2 separate regions of the Homo sapiens genome follow, and region 1 is linked to region 2. A link is a contact called in ENCODE Hi-C or POLR2A ChIA-PET data. All regions are on one chromosome and are shown on one strand. The core of a region is the stretch at or near the end of the contact, and the rest is flanking DNA. Distances in the headings are between cores, read along the strand shown.

What was found. Hi-C counts contacts between places; a loop is a spot of excess contacts on that map. ChIA-PET counts read pairs that join two places held with the same protein, here RNA polymerase II (POLR2A). Pooled maps may share reads with other maps.
Region 1: a loop to region 2 is called in a map of MCF 10A, with 7 times the contacts of the local background. The contact joins the enhancer-like site here to the promoter of ABCA6 in region 2. A Hi-C loop is called at or near these places in 2 of 168 maps with a recorded cell type or tissue (MCF 10A and OCI-LY7) and 1 of 50 pooled maps. POLR2A ChIA-PET finds 5 or more read pairs at or near these places in 4 of 52 experiments (HepG2, K562, MCF 10A and 1 more).

What each region holds. Positions count from the first base shown.
Region 1 is chr17:69,174,580-69,177,279 of GRCh38, forward strand. It overlaps ABCA10 (ATP binding cassette subfamily A member 10), which reads right to left. Exons shown (of 39, transcript NM_001377321.1): 23 at 827-934; 24 at 28-198. Among named protein-coding and RNA genes, the nearest start is that of ABCA6, 34 kb to the left of the region's middle. Within about 2 kb of position 1,297, at least 6 of the 41 ENCODE cell types and tissues checked have a DNase peak (open chromatin) inside an H3K27ac peak, as active enhancers do.
Region 2 is chr17:69,140,645-69,143,344 of GRCh38, forward strand. It overlaps ABCA6 (ATP binding cassette subfamily A member 6), which reads right to left and starts at 1,251. Exons shown (of 39, transcript NM_080284.3): 1 at 1,101-1,251; 2 at 1-104. The coding sequence starts at 59. RefSeq lists a silencer at 1,144-1,438.

The sequences.
Region 1 (2,700 bases), core at 47-2,546, 34 kb after region 2:
TGGCTTGTGGAAAAAATGATCACTTACCAAAACAAACATGAGTTCCCATGAAAGCTGGAATCCCAGAAATATGAAGTAGTAAATTAAATGTATTGAAAAGAGAATCAAGAAGTATAATGGAATGTCCACCAGAGCCTGTCCACACCAGTATGCTGAAGGCCAGAGGCCTGAAATCCATAACTGGGATTGAACATTTTTCTGACAAAGAATAGAAGGGATAGAGGAAGGGATCTTAGTTTGAAAAGATTTTGTGGTTATGTAAAAAAAATTGTTTAATAAATTTTAGAAATAGTATGTTATAGTGTCTGTGTGACAAAAAGCATCCTCCTAAAAATCTAGCATCTCCAATGGAAATGTGTAGTTATTGGTTCAACAGAAAAGTCTCAGCTATTTTTAAAGTTAATTTACCCATTGATACAGATTAATGAAGATGACTACACTATATATTTTTAAAGCCCAGTTTATTAAAGCGTAGTTAAATAATTGGAAACACTGTATGTCTGACATTTCATGCTATAGTTAAAAATCTAAATTCCCTTTGGAACTGTGAAATAACTGCATGGATCAAACAGTACCACATCTTCATCCCTGAAGTTTATTTAGCATGATTTCCCTTACAGCTGTGGCAATTTTATTGTGCTAAATGGTAAACTTTCTGACCTCTTTGAAATCATGTGTTTACTATAATCTATACTGATATTAGATTGTAATGTATGTGTAAAAACATTAACCAAAGTACAACTGTGTGTGTATAAAACAATAAAATTGCAATTACTACAGTCAAATAAAATCAATCTCAATCTAATTTCCTCTCTCTCCCTCTTACTTTATAATCGCTGATGCTGCTCATGCCGATAAAAGGAGAAACGCAGTTTGTGATCAACAACAAAAATATGGACCCATCTATAAAACCAAGATCCAGCACTATGTCATCCTGAAAGATGAAAACACATCAGTAAGCTGTTGCAATTGTTACAAATTATACAAACATTATAAGATACGTTTCCAGGAAATAAAGAAAAACTCTAGAAGCATTCACCTGATTTAAGAAGCAAAGAGACAAGCAAACATGTTTTGTTAACCTTAGTGGCAGGTTCCATTCCCAGGAACAGCATGATATAAAAGAAATTCAAAATCTCAATTTTATATGTATATACGGTAGTCTCCCGTTTCCACAGGGGATATATTCCAAGACTCCAAGTGGATGCCTGAAACCTGGATAGTACCAAACCCTATACATAATATGTTTTTTTAATCTGATAACTGAAATGGCTACTAAGTGACTAATGGGTAACATATACAGTGTGGACACACCAAACAAAGGGATGATTCACTTCCTGGGTGGGAAGCAGGACAGGGCAAGATTTCATCATGCTACTCAGAACAGCATGCAATTTAAAACATATGAATTATTTATTTCTGGAATTTTCCGTTTAATATTTTAGAACTACAGTTGACCAAAGGTAACTGAAACATCAGAAAGCAAAATCACTGTGAAGGGGGACTATTGTACTTAGAGGGCATGAGCAGTTTCTCTTTTACATTTACATCTGATATTTTAGGGAGCTACAGTTATCATATCTGAAGCACTGAGTTAAGTTGTCATTTGTTCCAGTTCCCTATTTCCAAGTTGGCCTCTAATAGTGATTGTTGTGAAGCTGGACTTATGCTTAGGCATTATGCCTAACTACGTGCAAGATACAATTAGAAGAGAGCAAATCTTCCCTGCCTACATAATTTGACTTCTAAAATTGTTTAAATTAAACAATTGTCAAGGCATTGAGGGGTCTTTAAGTTTTTTTCAAGACACTGTAATTTATTATTATTATGACAAAAAAAATCTAAAGAAAAGGAGTGCAGAAAAGGTAAGTTTTTGTCATAAATGCAGGTGCAGGTGGAAGGGCAAAAAAGAAGCAATGAAAAGGTTGTTCTAAGAGTATTAGTAAAGATGTGGGAAGAACCAGATTACCAGGGGCTAAATAAATGCACAATCATCAGTGTAAGGGAAGGGTAACACTTATGACTCCATATCCCTGCTTCCCAGTATCACCCCTGGGAAAGGATATTACCCATGTTGTTGATCCTGTTGCTTAATATTAAATGGGCCAATGTCATTGGTTGATGCACATATCTGTTTTCCTCTCTAAGAATCGGACAAGACTTCATCATGCTACTCAGAACAGTGTGCAATTTAAAACTGATAAATTATTTCTAGAATTTTCTATTTAATATTTTTCAACCATGGTTGACCAAGGGTAACTGAAACCGCAGAAAGCAAAATCATAGATAAAGGGGGACTACTGTACTTAGAGTGTACAAGCAGTTTGGGTCCAACTAAAGAGATACCTTTTTTCTCCTTTATATCCTGCACTCTCTACTTGGGTGTACTGCTTAATTTTGCTACCCTAAATCTCTGCTTTTCTTTGCTCCCCCATCTCTCTTCTGCATATCCTCAACTTCATCCTAATGATTCCCAAAGTATGCATTATCTCCATCTACTTCTCTGGGTTCCTTGCTTTTAAAATATTCTACAGAAAGTATCTACTTGGGTATACTCTGCTTTATCTAATATACTAAGTCAAAAACTAATACTAGCATCTCCTCCAAATAAACTTTCCTTTTCAACTTCCCCATTTCTATCAGTAGTTTTGTGACTGTTTCAATTTCCTAAGCTACAAAATTGTCTTCTTACATGCATAC
Region 2 (2,700 bases), core at 1-2,500:
AAATTCTTGCACAGAAGTGCTTTGGTTTGCTGATACACGCTTTTCTGTTTCATATTCATTTAGCCTATTCGCTGAAGGAGAAAGTAATCATGGTGGAACACAACCTAGAAAAAAATAAGTGTAATAAGAAAAACCTTGATCATAGTGTTGAGGAAAATATTTACTACCTTTAAAAAGTGTAAACATGAATTTAAAATATTATTTCAATAATTTATGACTGTAAAATTTCACCTCAAATATTTCACCTTAAGCTTTTTAGGGGAGTGGGTGATGGTGGGAAGGCAGAGTGATTATTATCACAATTTTGCAATAACTTGGAGTACTGAAATGGAAAAGCTGTAATTCAACTTCAGAACCTATAATTTCACATTTTTGGCCTTGTATGAGAGAACTTTAAGTACATGAATAGAGTGATTAAATTAATTTCATCCTGTTAATAGCCATTTCTTGTTCTTTACATTGAAACAGAAATCTCAGAGCTAATCAAATTAACATCAAAAGTCTGATTACTTAAATTTGTCTGAATAATAAATTACATCCACTAGATACAACCTCAATAAAGTGTTTTCTTGTAATTTTACCTTCAGATTGAATCAACTTTTATGAAAAGAGATAGGTTGTAAATCATAATCCAGGCTCAAACTACTTGAAACTTGATTCTGAGATACAGGAAGAATAAAGCAATTTCTCTCAATTTTCTGAATTCAGAAGTCCCTGAATAACTAATGAAACTACAAAATTAGCTTTAAAAGAAGCAAAAATAAATCACACGGGAAAGTAATTTTGCCCAAAGATTTGCAAATCAAGAAACACAATTTTTTTCGTTTCTGTAACCTCAAAATGAAATTCTTTCATATTTTTACATCAAAATATTCAGATAATTCTCCCTCAGCTAGCACAGAAGCAAATTTTTTCCATTTTTCTATGTCTTACTGTTACAATCTACACAATAAAAAGTGGTTGGGAAAAAGCAGAAAAATTTAGTCTTAGGTCTTTAACATAAAACACATAAGAATTGGGAAACATCTGAAAAATAGATTGATTTTAGCAGTGTCCACCCACATATTTGGCACAGCACAACAAAATAGAGCTTTACTTACTGTCAGGAAAATAATAAAAAGCACTCTAGAAACACTGTCAAAACCAGTTCTCTGTTTGTCTAGGTAACGATTACAACTTCTTTATTGCTGCTTCTTCATTTTTTCTTTAAATGGGTGCCTACTCCAGCAGCTCTTACACAGCCTGGTTTCTGAAAAGGGGTGTAGCCAGACCAAGCTGTACATGATGAACTTGTTTTGTTTTCTGTGTCTCTTTCTCCCTAAGCCAATTATTCTGCAAGGAAATGACTGTTCCGTGGTTGGTTGGGAATAAAATAAACTCTGTGTTTGTTCACTTAGCCTTTCAACTACAGGGATAAGGGGGAAAACGGTAAACAAGGAAAATGGAACTAGTTCTTCAGAAATGATGAGACCAAGATGGAGGCAGGAACAAGAAAGAGTAAAAACAATAACTAACCAAACAAAGCAGTTAAATTTGTATAAGAAATCTGTATCTATTTTCTTTTCACTACTGATGAATAAACACAACTGCCAGTTAGTTGTATATTTAACTAATTCAGACTAAGTTAGCAGAGTATTCTGGAGCTGATTTTTTTTCCTAATAAAGCTAAGCAATCCATAGTACGCCTTGGAGAAACTCCTAGGACAGACAAATGAAGAATTTTTAACAAATTTGTTGCTCCCACCCTCTTCACAGTGGATACAGGATTTCATAATACTTATGAACAAAATAAGCCAGTGGTTTGCCCAGGTCTACAAAACATATAAAAAGATTCAGATAAATTTTTGTGCACGAAGACTACAACAAACTGAAACATGTTTAATTCATATAGCATAGTCTGTCTCTCTCTGCTCTGTAAAGAGTTGCAAACTTTTCTTGACCTGCCACAGTGAATGGCAAAACAGGAAATCAAAGTCCATGAATTGGGAAATCTCAAATATTTGACACGGCTCCCAATCCACAGATGTTAATAATCATAAAGCTGAGAAACTTTCTGGAGCAAAGCAGATAATTTAAACAACAATGACAACTACAGCCATGATACTATTATGTGTATATGTGTGTGCCTGTGTGTATATATATAAAATGTATATATATATAATGTATACATATGTGTATATATATAATGTGTGTGTGTGTGTGTGTGTGTGTATATATATATATATAAAATTTCTCTCCTTGGCAATTACTTCTGTTTTTAAAAATAGTCAACAGTGAAATGCCACTTTTTTTACATTGAAAATTGGCACAAACACCGTTAATAAAGGTGTTCTAAAGTTCTCATGGGGTGTGGGAAGGGAGGTCATAAACACTTAACATTTTGTAATAGTAATATAACAAAACTCAAAGTTACTTTTAAACCACCTGGAATACAGTTAAGGCTTTTATGAATTTTTTTGTTGTTATCATTGTTTTAGACCCTTTATACTTTATTTTAGGAATCATTTTCATTCTGCCATTCTTATAATTGTATTAAAATTCACAGCTACAATATCAATGATAATTATTTAGATTAAATATATTTATTAGTTTCATTTCTTACCATTGTTTCTTGTGTATGCTTTCTTTTCCTTTTTCTTGACCTGTTTCCTCTTACTTATTTTCATTTTGGGAGGCTGTTTTCCTTACGTAATGTGACAA